Regions from separate parts of the Homo sapiens genome. Here region 2 is linked to region 1. The links are chromatin loops, found by intact Hi-C in ENCODE. Cell type or tissue: heart left ventricle. All regions are shown on one strand.

What was found. Hi-C counts contacts between places; a loop is a spot of excess contacts. Peaks named below come from ENCODE experiments on the same cell type or tissue, not always from the same donor. Only the 100,000 strongest peaks of a DNase experiment are listed, where the experiment ranks them.
Region 2: a loop joins it to region 1, with 2.0 times the contacts of the local background. A loop is called at or near these places in 4 of 110 quality-filtered maps.

Annotation. Positions count from the first base shown.
Region 1 is chr9:13,783,149-13,791,148 of GRCh38, reverse strand. No RefSeq gene overlaps it. Among named protein-coding and RNA genes, the nearest start is that of LINC00583, 140 kb to the left of the region's middle. RefSeq lists an enhancer at 1-59. In heart left ventricle, no CTCF peak of the experiment used is centred here; a DNase peak (open chromatin) is centred at 4,838; H3K4me3 peaks cover 869 bases; H3K27ac peaks cover 2,999 bases.
Region 2 is chr9:13,710,603-13,718,602 of GRCh38, reverse strand. No RefSeq gene overlaps it. Among named protein-coding and RNA genes, the nearest start is that of LINC00583, 210 kb to the left of the region's middle. In heart left ventricle, no CTCF peak of the experiment used is centred here; no DNase peak of the experiment used is centred here.

The DNA of each region.
Region 1 (8,000 bases):
TACTCTGTTGCCTAGCCTGGAGTGTACAGTGGCACAGTGGTGCAATCTTGGCTCACTGCAACCTCTGCCTCTGGGTTCAAGCAATCCTTCTGTCTCAGCCTCTCAAGTACCTGTGACTATAGGCATGTGGCAACAAGCCTGGCTAATTTTTGTATTTTTAGTAGAGACAGGGTTTCACCATGTTGCCCAGGCTGGTCTCAAACTTCTGGCCTCAAGCGATCCACGTGTCTTGGCCTCTGTAAGTTCTGGGATTACAGGAGTGAGCCACTGTGCTCTGCCTCATTCAGCCTTTGAAAAGAAGAAAGTTCTGCGATATTTGACAACATCATGAATCTTGAGGGTATTATGCTGAGAGAAATAAGCCCTCACAGAAGGACACATACTGTATTATTCCATTTATATCTTTTTCCATTGCAATTAGTACTTTTTTTCTTTTGAATTAATAGCTTTCCATTTGGAGACAGTTTTCATGAGAAGATTAACATTGATAGTGAGGAACAGATATATATTGAAACAACAAATGCATGTCTTTCTCCACTGTCTGAGATGGTATTAATATATAGGACTGAGCTTTGGCAACCTTATTTCTCTGGTAAGTGTTAGTGGTTATGGGACTGGTATAGTGCCTGTGGGCTACCTCATGAGCAGGGGTCTAAATGACCTAACAGGGATAGGACCTTCAAACCTGATGTTTTCATGGACCTAAACTGGGTTGTACTCTTGTGAAAAAATATCCCTTTCTAGCTCCTGGTGATCCCAGGGGATTCATCCCTCACCCCTAAGACAAATATTTAATAAGAATCTACTTCATGCAGGCCACTATCCTTGGCACTGCTGGTCCTATCAACGAACCATATGTTCTTTTATTTACGCTCTTGGAGGTGAGCTAACTCCAGTCAGGTCTCAGATAATCTTATCTGACTCAACAGTGGAGTAAGGCAAACTGGACAAAAAATTATGGCAATGTCATAAACTCAGCAATAAAAAGGGTTTTGCTATGTGTGAGGATACTTATTATTGTGGCTGGTTGGATTTTGGGGGAAGAGGTCCAGCAGACTTTCTCAAACATGGTGCCAGGTGTTAGAGGGCCAAAGTGACATAAGGCACAGTTCTTGAACTCAGAGAACTTGACAGGAAGTAGAGGAGACAGAAAGATGAACGGTGAACAGCAATACGTTATTCTTGATTTTGTTTTTTAATTAAGGTAAAATTCACATAAAATCACCATTTTAACCATTTGAAGTGAACAGTTGAGCAGCATTTAGTACATTCCAAATGTTAGGCAACTACCACCAGTATCTAGTTCTGGAACAGTTTTCTCACCTCTGCACACTGCTAATATGTTTTCTATCTCTATGGATTTAAGGTTGGCTGGACTTTCATTCCATACAAAGAATTGTATTAGCAGCAAAAGAGAAGAGGTCAAATTCCCTAAACTAACTGGGTGAGATTGAGCAAGACGCTATGCCTTTTTGAAGTTCAGGTGCTTTATCTACCAAACATAAATAATACCTGATTTCTCTGAAGCTATGAGACAAGACCAGGTGATCCTTAAAGGTTGCTTTGGGCTCTAAGCTTTCTGATTATGTAATTTCATGGTATTTGTGAAAACCATGAATCGATGCTTTACAATACACTAAAGCTTTATTTGTTTGTAACCTTAGTAATTAAACTCTAGCAGGCCATCACAAGCCTCTCTTTAAACAAATATCTTATAGTACTTGCAGGCACTGCAAAGTATAATGAAAAAAGTAAAGCTCCAAAGTCATCAGAAATCTTTCTGGAAGGACTCTTTCTTTGTGTTGTTAAGATTTGCATCATTCATACCATCATATGAAGAGAGAAGGAGCCTTGTCATTTTTTCCCTCTATTTTTCACTCTATTTTAGTAATAACCTGTAGACATTCTAAACTGCCAACCTCTGCTTTGATCTATTTTTAAGATACTAAAGGACAATTGAGGTTAATAAAGTGGTCCCTCAGTATACATGGGGGATTCCTTCCAGGACTGCCCTTGTATATCGAAATCTGTGCATGCTCAAGTCCCACAGTCAGCCCTGTGGAACTTGCATCTACATAGGCAGGTTTCATGAATACTGTATCTTTTCCATCTAGCATTTGGTTGAAAAATAACAAACAAACAATATAAGTGGACTGGCATGGTTCAAACCTGTGTTGTTTAAGGGGCAATTGTATAACCAAAGAGAAATATCTGTAAACACAAACAGTCCATGATGTGCTAAAGTAGCAGTCACAGAATTTCAAATACATATGGGGACACTGAAGTAATGAAGGGAAAGTTAACACAAAAGGAAAGATCCAGTTGTCTAATTCCTATCATTTTGGTTTGAGGTCAGATGCTGACTTCCTAGCCAGTATGAGTACAGTTGTAGCACATGGCTGTACCAGCCATTTCTCCATAAGTGCTTGATTCTTCATTTATTGCTACTTTTCTTACTTTGATAGTAGTATGGCTCCAAAAAACATGGCACAAGGGATCGTTCATTGATTGACAATCTCTCACAAACATGCATTTAGCAACAAGAGCCCTTTAGATTTGTGTGTGTGTGTGTGTGTGTGTGTGTGTGTGTGTGTGTGTGCTGGAAAATGACCTACAACTGACCCTCTCAAATTATAAAAGTTTTAAAGATTTCTTAAATGTTCTAAACATTAGCCACATGGGAGGGACTGATCTTGAAGGCCTTCTGGTGACTATTTTAAAGGAAAATAGTTGTCCTTAAATAGAAGAGAAAATGTCTGAGTCCCATGAACCTCATCTCTCTTCTAGTGCCTCATTTTCTCTTTCCTCTTCTTTTTCTCACTCCCTGCCTCCTTTCTTCTTCAATTTTTCCTCCCCTCTTCTCCTATTTGAAAATTGTCAGAGAGTGACAGACCACATAGGACAGTCTACCTGGTCCTGAAAGTGAAGCTTCCCACCATCTCTCAGCCTTCTTCATGACGAAGTCATATAGGGCCCTGGACTTTTGGCCTCTGTCTTCTGAGATTCTTGGAACCCTATGTGATTTCAAATTAAGGGGAGCTTTTTATGAAAATAAACTAGCATGAAGCCCTTGGGTCATTAGTTCTGCCTGGATTGAATATTGCAAAGAGCATAACTCTCCTTCTTTGAAAGGAAAATTCATGAAAAGAAAGTTTTGTAAAGTCTGGGTATTCATTAAAAGACATGTAAAAAGTCAAATAGACCCTCAATTTAAAATAAGCTGTGTAATTTAAGAAAATGTGCCCATAGCATACAGCTCCATGTATGGCTTGTCCTTACTCACTAACAGCTGTATAGGATTTGCCGTTTCTTCCATGTTTCATGTGATGATAGTGGATGCCGGCTCTTAGCTTCCAACACTGATTGCTATTCAGGGACTGGGATTCTGGATCTGCTCCAATCATGTGGAATCTATTTTGGACACATCATGTCACACTTGAACTCTAAAATATGCCTATCGGTGAAAGGTTCTGTTTATCTTTCTCTTTACTCAGACTCACACAGAAAATGGAGTTCAGTCCTCACACCAGCGGACTTTGTTTTATTCTAAAACCCTCTTTGAATCCTCAGCAGCAGTAGCAGAAACAATTTCTGAACTTCTTGATATGGTGGCTGCTTTTCCCTCAGCACTCCGGTCTCAGCCTTCTGCTTACGACTTGCCCTGCTCTTTCATTGTACTCACTTCCTTCTTTGCAAATCTCCCATATGGGCAATTAGGACTGCGATTTACACTGGTTTTCTTCTACTTTGCACGCAGCAAGCAGCTCAGTCCTTTCGTAGGACACACAGCTGTGACTGCCTCTCCAGGGGAGGGAATTTACCACTAAGCATGGCAGCCTGCAAGAGATGCCAGAGAGAACATCAGGGGCGACACTTCATAGTCAGAGAAGCGTGCATGGAGTATTGAGAAAGGAGAAAAAGCCAAGGAGAGGTCAGGCTTTGATTCACTGAGAGTAAGGAAAGAACCAAATGGAACAGGAGCAAACACAGGGTCAAGACAGACCTGTAAGGCCAAAGCCTTTTGGGCAGAGGGCAAAATTCTGCATCTCATCTAGAAAGATGGAAAAACAGGGGATTCTCTTTGTACCTTTGTCAAGTTCCAGACAACAGTGTGGTTTTCTTTCTAACTCTTTATTGCAATCAAAGTGAGCATTGGATCCTGGAATTACAGTTTCTGGTAAATTTATTTTACATTCAGAAGACTATTCAATAAAGCTTTTTGATATTGTCTTTCTTTTTCTTCTGAGTTCATTTTGTTTTTTTCTTTCCCTGATGAGTGAGCCAAGAATGTAGTTCAGACTTTCTGGCTGCTCCAATTTTGATATTTGAGTCTGATAAAGTTGTCTAGTGTAGACAGGATAGATTTTTTTTTTTCTTTTTAGGGAAGGAAGGGAGGAAAAGGAGAGAAGAGGATTTTCTCAAAGCTCTTGAAAAATGAGTAATTTTAGGAGGAAGGCATTGCTTAGCCGTGGAAAGCCTCTGAGTCCTCAAACTTGGATGTCTTTGAAAGAAGACCCCCATATGCAATGTGGCATGATTGACAAGAAATTTGTTTGAAATGACTGAGAGGCCCTCATTAGGCTGGGACTCCTCACCATCTGGGTTTGAGTTTTGATAATGGGGTCAGGCTCTCTTTTGGTCTGTGCGTTGAATAGCTGAGTGTAATTTGTTAGTGATTGTGGCTAAAACACAAACATTTTTTAGTCACATTCATAGGAATTTGAAACTAACCGCAGTCTTGGGGCACAACAGTGAGAAAACACTTTCCAGCTGCACTACTGTGCTTGGCGACCCAGTTGAGAAGCTCTCACAAAGCAGCCAGTCTCACTTCGGGCTGGACGGGCGCCATTGGAAACAGAAGTGCAACTTTATCACTTGACTTCAAGAAGAGGTTTCCCAGCAACAATATGGAGACAAGATACAAGACAGATCCCATGGAGGAAGCTGCCCTTTCCCAGTGGGGAGCTTGCATGTAGGATAGGTAAGGAAGGGCGCTAAGAGGCAAAACAGGGGCCAGCCCAATATCTTCTTATAGACAAATTTCAGTTGATTTCTGCCTGAATAACAAATGTGAACTGGAGAGGCTTCACATTTACCCATGAGAAAGAGATTAAGCCCAAGTAATCACCCCACAAACCAGCACCTACAAAAACCATTGCTTACCACGACAGTAATCACTCTCAGAACATTCCCCTAAAGGCTTACTGTAGCATGTGCAGAGAAGAGCACCAAACTACTTTTTGTTGTTATTTAAGAATCCCAACAGCCTCTTCAAAATCAGAGGTGTATTTTGAACTTCTGGCTTCGATTTTCATCCTTTAGTTGAGGAAGGGGTGGAGGCTTCAGGTAGGCAATTTGAAGGCATAGCATTCAGATCAGCTCACTAGAGAATCTGGGTGCTCCAAGCCCCAGGTGGTCTCAATGGAAGCAAAGCTCCAGGAATAAGTCAATGAAAAATGTTTTATTAATCATACATTTTTTAAAAGGTTATAAGGGCTAGTAGACTATGTGTGAGGACTAAATCATAGTCCTGGATAGGACTCATACCTTTTTAAACCTCATCAAACTCAGCAGATCTTTTATTTATTTTGAAAAATGTGACTACATGGATACCACCTTTCAGAGACCACAACTGCAACTCACCAATATCTGTAGCATATGGATTCATTCCTGCTTTTATATTTGTAAATATATAAGAAGCTGTGTGATTCAAAAAGTGACTTAGAAGGATTGAAGTCATAAATTTTTTTTCTTCAAGTAAAAGGACGTTTGAGAAATACTGGTCAAGAGTAAAATCAAAGAGATGGATGTAGAGACATTGGCTGGGTGTGGTGGCTCACACCTGTAATTCCAGCACTTTGGGCGGATCACATGAGGCTGGGAGTTCCAGACCAGCCTGGCCAACATGGCAAAACCCTGTCTCTCCTAAAAAAAAAAAAATTAGGGGGGCATGTTGACAGGCATCTGTAGTACCAGCTACTCGGGAGGCTGAGGCATGAGAATCGCTGGAAGCCGGGAGGCAGAGGTTTCAGTGAGCTGAGATTGTGCCATTGCACTCCAACCTGGATAATAGAGTGAGAATCTATCTCAAAAAAAAAAAAAAAAAAAAAAAAAAAGCAGGGGCGGGAGAGAGAGAGACTGACTTGATTGAGTTGATCTTCATTGGTATCAGATCTATAATTATTTTAATACTTTTAAAATTAATCTAGCTTATTAAAATGAAACTATTGAGAATATTTTTAAAGATTTAGCTTCGAAGATGTTCATTGTAATACTGTATATAACAGTGAACATTATGAAACATTTTGAAAGCCCCAAATTAATAGACAATTAATTATACTTAGGTATATACATGCAATAGAATACAATATACTACTCAAAAATTAATCAACAGATATACTATGTACACATCAAAAGAACATGGAAAATGCATTTTCTCTATTGATGTGTTGAAAAAACAAGCTACCAAATAGTAAATACCTGGGTTTGGAATTATATGTATTTTCTACTTTCTTCTTTTTGATGATCTTTGATCATCTATTTTCTCTTTTGATGCTCTTTAGATAATCAGTGTTATCTAATATCTCTATAATAATTATGTGTTGCTTCTGTAATATAAAAAAATACATACTGCTTTAAGTTAAAAATTAATGAACACCTTACTTTTATGCATTATTTTATTTTTAACTTATTCCAAAAGAATATGAGAAGGCTAAATAATTTTTTAACTTTTTTAAAAGATGAAAATGAGTTTATCGAGATAAAGGAATAATTAAAGGGAATAATAATATAACAAATGTATGCCATGTAATTTTGTAATTATTGAAAGTCTATATAGAACTTTCTCTGAATTTCCAAAAAAAAAAACTATACAAAAATGTCAAACAGATGTTACATTGTGCCCTGGAGGTATAACAACTAATCTGGAAAAGCACATTGCTCCAGGCATTGAAGCCTGAGGGAGTTCTCTTTTGTGAATCCTTATACAGAATGAAGGAATAAGAGACAGGCTCATAACCTTTCTAGTAAATTCTAGGCTGATGTTCATGGAACCATCCTATAGACAGGACTACCTGTTGAACAGCTCCAAAGGACACTATTCACATCTTTGTCCGTGTGAAGGGGCACAGTGGAATTGTACCCTGTTGCCATACTTGGTGGCCATAAAATAAAATTTTAGGCCATAAAATTAAATTTAGGAAACATAGTAATTCTAGAGGGGCCCAACTATTCAAACTCCACTGTGCTGGGTTAGAGCAGGGCTAAAATGATGAATCCTGTGTCTTTCAGGAAATGCTTCCTGAATATTATTTCTCATGACTTAACTTTGGGTACATGTTGAGGAGTTGGAGGGCTAGAAAGAACTGTTTATACTTCACCAGTCAACCCAACAGGAGCTGGGCCTAAAGAGCGATTCCTAGGCTCAGTATGCCCTGCTGAATGTTGAAGAGTAAAAGACTCAATACAGGCACACCTCAAAGATATTGTAGGTTTGGTTCCAGATCACCACAATAAAGCCAATATTGCAATAACATGAGTCACACAATTTTTTTGTTTTCCGCAGGCACATAAAAGTTATGCTTACACTATACTATAGTCAATTAAATGTGCAATAGTGTTATACCCAAAAACAAAGTGCATGCCTTATTTTTTTTTTTAATTTTTTTGAGACCATATCAGCTCATTGCAACCTCCACCTCCCAGGTTCAAGTAATTCTTGTGCCTCAGCCTCCCAAGTAGCTGGGATTCCAGGCATGCACCACCATGCTCAGCTAATTTTCGTGTTTTTAGTAGAGACGAGGTTTTACCATGTTGGCCAGGCTGGCCTAGAACTCCTAATCTCAAGTGATCCACCTGCCTTAGCCTCCCAAAGTGCTGGGACTACACATGCCTTATTTTTAAAATATTTTATCAGTAAAAATGTGAACGATCATCTGAGCCTTCAGTGAGTGACAATCTTTGCTGGTGGAGGGTCTTGCCTTGATGTTGATGGCTGCTGA
Region 2 (8,000 bases), 73 kb after region 1:
AATGTGCAAATTCCTCTGATTGTTTTCCATTTTTAGATAATGGCAAGTTTAGACTTTAAAGGCCTTCTATTCTTCAACAACCAAATGTGCAATTATTACAGCCCTGCTTGAATAGGTTAATTTCCCACTGAAAGGACAGTCTTTCTTTTATTTCATTCACCCAGTCAGACAGGATCATCCCCTTTGGTGTCTTAAGGATATTTCAAAACCGCAGGTATGTGTGTGGTTTTTAAAGCCTGAAAGCACAAAGCCACATATACTTTTTAAAAAGTATTACTATTTTCCTTTCTATTGTTAAAAGTTGAAACTATTCACATATTTACCCTAGGGACAGTCATGCATGGCGGAGGTATATGCGTGGAAAATTCTTTCCTTGTCTCTTCTGCTGTCACCCATCTGTTTGGGCTCAAAGACAGTTCTTTGTTCACACGGTGAGGAAGGTCTCACACTGACTGAAGACACAAAGCATTCAAATTTGCCAGGGCTTATAGTGTATGTGCACACACACACCTTAGCCTGATTAAGCTGCAACTCTTAAATCTTGAATAGTCTGTGTATCTACAACTTCCATGTAGCTGATACTTGGTTTGAAGTATTTGGAAATTGTATCTCCATCAGCATAAAGTTTATGCCCTAGACTTGAACACCAATGATTGTATTTGGGTAGCTAAAGTTTGAGTGATTCTTAACCTCCTCTTATTTTTAATTTGCTGCATTTTTCTCTTGGCAGCCTGTCAACAAATGTGAACTGCATGTCCTGTCTTCTCAGCTCCATGGTGAGAGCTGGAAATACAGAATAAAAAACAGAGGATTCCTGCTCTTGTGGTTCTGATAGCCCTTCTCAAATTGCCAATAAGAATGCACATCATTTTATAAAGGGGGCATGTAATTAACACATGTTTAAAGGAATTAAATATACTTATCAGTCTCTTATATAGAATTCAGCTGAGTTCTAAACTGAAAACCATGTCTCTAGCACTCACTTGCCAGGTCTCCCCTGTGCCATTAAATAACTAACTTTAGCAATGCAAATTTTTTTTCAAGACGAATTATGTTCCCATGTGTAAAGCATAAAGACTGTGTCTGCCTCGTGGAACATGCATATTCACAGCTGTAGGCTCACATCCTTGCAGAAAGCATCACCAATGAGGATTTCCCATTTTCTTGTTTTTAGGTGACTCCAAGAAACCTGAGGGTATTTAGACTGATGAATGATGTGCTTGACTCCAGTCTTGTGCCTGCCCGGCTCCAGAGTTTATCTGCTTTCTGTTTGTTTTCTGTGCTCCTATTAGGTTGTTGTTCGTTACATTCTGATGTTTGTAGTTTGGGGAAATCTGTATCTTTGTTATTTATGTTATCAATAATGTGACCTGGGCCTTCCTCAGCAATGTTCCAACTGTTCCCAGGTCCTGAATCACTAATTATGCAGATGAACAGATTGTGGAAACTCTTTCCTTATGGCTGCATTCTGGAGGAGTTGTTTTTATTAAATTGCCAGTGTCTCGAATTATAATTAGGTACTGGCCCATATTTATAGCATTTCTCTTCTCTCTGTCTCTCTCTCCTCCCGCCCCCCACCCTGTCCTCTCTTCACTTTTCTCGCTCCCTTCATCATATCCTCTCCTTTTCCACTATGGGCTGGAAACTTAATCAAAAGAGAAAGAGTAAGAAAGAGAAACCTCAAGTCATTAGCTTCAGAAGCAAGCTTGCCTAACAGCAGATGACAGGGCAGAGTGTTAGATATTAGGAGGTTCTGTTTCTTGCAAAAAGTCATTAAGATGTGGAGCAGCCTGCCAGACAAAGTGGGAGAAGCCGGGAGAGCTTAACAAGTTCAAGGGGAAGGAAGGGATTCATTTACAACCTTGCAATTCAGCCTGGCCAGTCCACTCAAGGAAATTTAACAGTGGTCAGAGAAAACAGAGAGAGAAATTTGGGGACCTTGGGGACCTCCAGTTTACTGCAGTTAGCCAAATCCTTCCGTGGTTCATCTACTTGCTCCTTATACAAATTATACTGATCTTACTGTCTGAAGTTTATTAAGCGTTCAAGGCGTGTTCAACACTCTAATGAAGGTATGAAGCATGACTTTTCCCCAGGAGCAGCTTGCCTTAAAGGAACTTTACGGGCTTTTGCTTGAACAAGGCACAGAAGATGAAAGCTAACTATGATTTAAAAAAAAAAATATATATATATATATATATACACACATACATACTTGCTGAGGGAGGGAAGAATGTGGGACAGAATAAGTATAGAGGTTGTGATGGAGGAGAAAATGGATTAAGTCCCAGATACAAACAAAACAAAGCAAAACAAAACAAAGCAAAACAAAACAAAATAAAAAAATTGCCTTGGTATTTTTTATGGCTTAGTTCCAGTGTTTCATTTATGGCTACAAAAGAGATATGTGATTTCCTTTCCACTTTTCTAATCTTGTTTAGAGACTTAAACAAAAGAATGTTACTCTAGAGACAAGTGTATATAAGCACTGGACCTCCTATAATTATGGGGAAAAAGATTTATATAAGAGTAAATGTGCAGATTCTTCCATCATGTCTGTACATTCCCTCTTACCTGCACGTTTTTGGTGGGGGGGGGTGGGGAGCGGGGAGAGGAGGGAATCAGGAGAACTTAGTGTAAACATTAATATTAATTTGCTAGCACATGGAAGATAACTAAGTGCTAAGGAACAGTCATTATAAAATTATCTGGAAAGCAACACATGCTAAACAAGCCTGACTCCTTCGTACAGTTGGAGACAGTAAAACATTTAGAATAGCTTGATGAGAATAAAGCTTTTTATACTATTATCACATGAATGCATGATTCAACACAGGTCTGAAAGAAATTAGGCCTCTGTGAGAATGTTAATATGAATGGAAATTATGTTTACCCATAGGTAATTGATATCCAATATCATTAACTAAATTACAGACTCATAAAACAGTGGAGCCAGAGGGCATCAGAGCTTTTGGATTCCAACCTATCCATCTTAAGACAGCAGTACACTAAGGAATTCCTAGAGAGAAATAGCTTATTTCTTTAAAGACTTCCAAAAGGGAAAGCCTACACCAGTCTGTATTGAGGTGTTCCAGTGATTTATATCTCCAAGGTTGTCATTCCCAAGCACGGCTGTGAGGTTTACATTGCCAACAAAAGGGCTTCTTGTTTATTTCTTTCTTTTTTAGGAAAATTTTATTTTAAAATAGTTCTAGATTTATGTAAAAATTGTAAAGACAGTAAAGAAAATTTGTATGTTACTTTCTCACAGTCGAGCAGTATTGATACATTTATTTTTCATTAAAAACTATACTTTATTTAGATTTCCCTAGTTTTTACCTAATGACCTTTTTATGACCCAGGATCCTAACCATTGCATTTAGTTGTTCTGTTTCCTTGTACCAGTTTCATGTCTTCTGGAAACAGTTTCTCATACTTTCCATGTTCTGGATGACCTTGAGTTGAGTATTAAGGAGTATCAGTAAGGTTTTTTGTAGGATGTCCCTCAATATTAATGTGTTTGATGTGTTTCTCATGACTAGAATTTGGTTATGAGTATTGGGAGGAAGACCACAGAGGTCAAGTGCCAATCTTATCACTTCCTATCAAGGGTTCACACTGTCAATATGGCTTACCACTGTTGATGTTGACCTTGATCACCTGCCTGAAGTAGCATGTGTGTGTCAGCTTTCCCTCCTGCAAAGTTATCCCTCCTCCTCTTCTTATACTGTACACTTTAGAAAGAAGTAACAAAGCACAGCCTACTCTAAAGGAGAGGGAAGCTATGCTCCACTTCCTTGAGAGTGAATTATATACATAAATTATTTGGAACACTGTTGTTTTAAGACATTTCTCTAGAAAATTTGTTATTTCCCCAATGCTCTGTTTTGTCATCTGAATTAATTGAACTGATTTACATATCTTGTTTTTTGAAAATATTATGTTTAACTTAAAAATTATACTTTTTTTTACTTAAAATTCTGAAATAAGAAAGTCTTTACATTCAATCAGCTAAATAAATTTCACTTTTTTTGTTTTTCTAAATACTAGCTTACTTTTCTCTCAACTATGATTGTTGTACATTATTTCCAAGATATCTGATCTAATTTAGCTGCTGTTTAGAATGCAGTTGTAACAACCTCTAATAGGGTCTCAGGCGTTTCCAGTTTGTCCCTTCCTATACCTCCCTATCACTGCTTTTTATTGTCTTCTATTCTTAAGTAGCTCTAAAAACATCAATTAAGGAGAATGTACATGTTAACATATCTACACTGAGTCATTTAAGATGCCAGGGTTATTGTATTACCTGGTTTTAGGGTTTCTAGATTAAGAATGGCAAAGCATTTTTATTTCATATACCTACTTCAGATAGTTATTAGGAGCCACCCATAGAGCTGTATGAAGAATTCTAAGGAACTGTCAGCCTCGTAGAAAAAAGAATTATATGGCAGATAAGCCATGGGCATGAGAGAGAGAAAATGTGGAAAGCCACCTCTGGATGACACTTGTACCATCAAATACTATGATCTTATCAAGTAAATCACAAGCTAAATCAATTTTTTAAAGACTTTTTAATCCTACTTGATCCTTTACACTATCAGTTTATCTTCTTATCTTGTGGAAAATAAAATCTAATAGTCATTTTCCATTTTCTGTTGTATAACTTAGCAACATATTTGTCTATGGGGAAAACTTGAACCAATTATGGTTACAATAGGAAGACAGTAGTTGAAGAAGACAGGAAGACTTCTCTTGCAGGCATAAAGTCTGTTTTGTGTTAGATCTTTTTGTTTTGTGTAGATTTTCCCACTCAAATGAAGGTGCAGAATGGGAATATGATAGAGAGGGCCCGTGTTCTGAGAAAGGAGTAATTTCAGATTTTAAGAATGACACAAGTTCATTTCTGAAGTCTGTTTTGGTCCATTGTTCCTTTAGTCCTTGATCCCATCCAGCCCTGGCTAAAAATACTAATGGAAACTCTTCAAATATTAAAATCATTTATCATAAAGATGAAATTATTCTCAAGCATAGAGTTGTGTTAAAACCAGTACTCAATGGACCAGTTCCAATTCAATTATAAATGCAACATATATGCTGACAACATGGATTTGAGGTGTCCAGAAATTTTCCCCTGCACCTGAGCATCTACGTATCTTAGATTATGATGCCTGTATTAGTCCATTCTCACATTGCTATAAGGAAACACCCGAGGCTGGGTAATTTAAAGTGGCTTATTGACTCACAGTTCAGTATGGCTGGGAAGGCCTCAGGAAATGTACAATCATTGTGAAAGGTGAAGGGGAAGCAAGGCACCTTCTTCACAAGGTGGCAGGAAGGAGAAGTGCCGAGCGAAGCAGGAAGGGCCCCTTATAAAACCACCAGATCTTGTGAGAACTCACTATCATGAGAACAGCATGGGGGAAACCACCCGCATTATTCAGTTACCTCCGCCTGGTTTCTCCCTTGACATGTGAGGATTATAAGTATTACAATTCAAGATGAGATTTGGGTGGGGGCACAGAGCCTAACCATATCAATATCTGAAATTCCGCCCAATGGTGAATTGCTGCTTTGGAGAGTCCTTTGCACACCAGGTTCATTTTTTTTTTTTTTAATTTTTCATTTTATTTACCCAGGAGGAGGTAATACATAAAATAAATTCATTGTAATACATCATAACTACTTTTGTTCTAAAAGAAAGAATCTGAGCTAGCTTGAGAATAATGTGGATATGAGGTAGAAATGGCAAGCGTAAAGCAGAGAACTAAATGTTGGGCAAAGGCTGTTTAAAAAAAAAAAAAACACCAAAACAAAAAACAACTCTGGACTGTTGGCAACAATAATAAATTTTAGTTCTTCCTACATTCTTCCTGGAGCAAGAGGTTAACAATTTTTTTTTTTTTTTTTTAATAGACAAGAGTCTTGCTGTGTCACCCAGGCTGGAGTGCAACGGTGTGATCTTGGCTCACTGCAACCTCCACCGTCCAGGTTCAGGTGATTCCCCTGCCTCAGCCTCCTGAGTAGCTGGGATTATAGGCACCCGCCACCAACCCAGGCTAATTTTTGTATTTTTAGTAGAGACGGGGTTTCACCATGTTGGCCTCACAAAGTGCTGGGATTACAGGCATGAGCCACTGCGCCTGGCCAAGTTAATATAATGTTTTGTACTAGACTTTAAAATATCAAATTTTCTAAAATGATTTGACAGAAGAGTGAAGAAATGTACTTAAAAATTTGCAGATAATGGGTTGCCAGTGCTACAGAGTTTAGAATTAACACACAAAACAAAATCATCACATTAGATGCATAATCCAAACCAAATGAGAAGATCTGATAAACACTAATGTGAGTGTATTTTACAGAGGAAAATTGCAATGCAATGCATATGCTCAGCATATATTAATTGGGCATTGAGTACATTTCTAGTAATGAAAAATCTAATCAAATATCCTTCTACAATAGAATGCTGAGTTTAAAAAAACAACGCACAAAATATAGTCATGTGTCACTCAACAATAGGGATATGTTCTGAGAAATATGCCATTAGGGGATTTTGTCATTCTTCTAATGATATAGAGTATCCTTTGCAGTTATGTGTGTATATGTATCAATATATAGATATATAGATCTCATATCAAACCTAGATGGCATAACCTACTACACACCTAGCCTAGATAGTGTAGCTTATTGCTCCTAGGCTACAAACCTGTACAGCATGTTCCTGTACTGAATATTATAGGCAATTATAGCACACTGGTATTTGTGTATTTCAATATAGAAAAAGTGCAGTAAAAATACAGTATTATAATCTTATGATATACATATGGTCTATTGTTGACCAAAATGTTGTTACGTGGCACGTAACTGTAGTACATACTGCATGATTCCATGTATGTAAAGTTCTAGGACAGGCTAAACAAACCTACTGTGTAAGATGTCATGAGTGGTTACATTTGGGCAGAGTGTGACCTGGAAAGTGACTGGAAATGTGCACAAGGAAATTTCCGTGGGGATGGAGTGATCTGTTTCTTGATCTAGATGCTAGTTATCCAGGAGTGTTCACATTGTAAAAATTCGTTGAGTGGTGAATTTATGACTTGTTTTCTGTTTGTTATTTTTAAATAAAGCTTTTTAAAAAATCTATATATCTTTATCTATACATACATAGATGTATCTAAAAATATATATTTAGATATATATCAGATGTATGTATATCTAAATATATACATTTTAGATATATAAATATATAAATGTCTAAAAACATATATTTTAGATATACATTGACTGTATATATATCTACATACATTTTAGATAAATATATAAATGTCTAAATATGTATTTTAGATATATAAATATATAAATGTTTAAAATAGATTTTAAGATAAATATAGCTAAATACATAAATATCTAAGTGTCTAAAAATATACATTTAGATATTTAGATATATCTATATGTATTTATATATTTTGTTCAAAAACTTTAAAAATAACAGGTATTATATATTTAGATATATCAAATATATATCTATATATCTATGAGCTATAGATATCTGAAATATCTATATATCTGTATGTAACTACATATATATATTCCTGAGATATCTATATCTCATATCTATATCTAGATCTCACATCTAGATATAGATATATAGATATGAGATATAGATATCTTAGAAAGGCTAATGTGACTCATGTGGTTACAATCAAAGAGTTAGACTTTGAATAGTACTTATCATTTAGCACTCTTAGGACCTTTTTGGCTATTCTGCTAGCCAGTATCCCTTAATGTTAGCTGAATTTTCTGTTTTTGGCTTTAGGTTTTTTGAAGTAATGGTTGATCTGTTTCTGTATCTGCATTGCTATCTTTTAAAGTATCTTGCCTTTTTTGCTTCTAATGGTTTGTCTCTGAAACCTAAACACTTCATAGGGAGAGGGAATTGAAGGCCTGAAGGCCTTGATCTAGAAAGAAACAAGACTGAGTGTTTTCTTAAGCTTATGTTG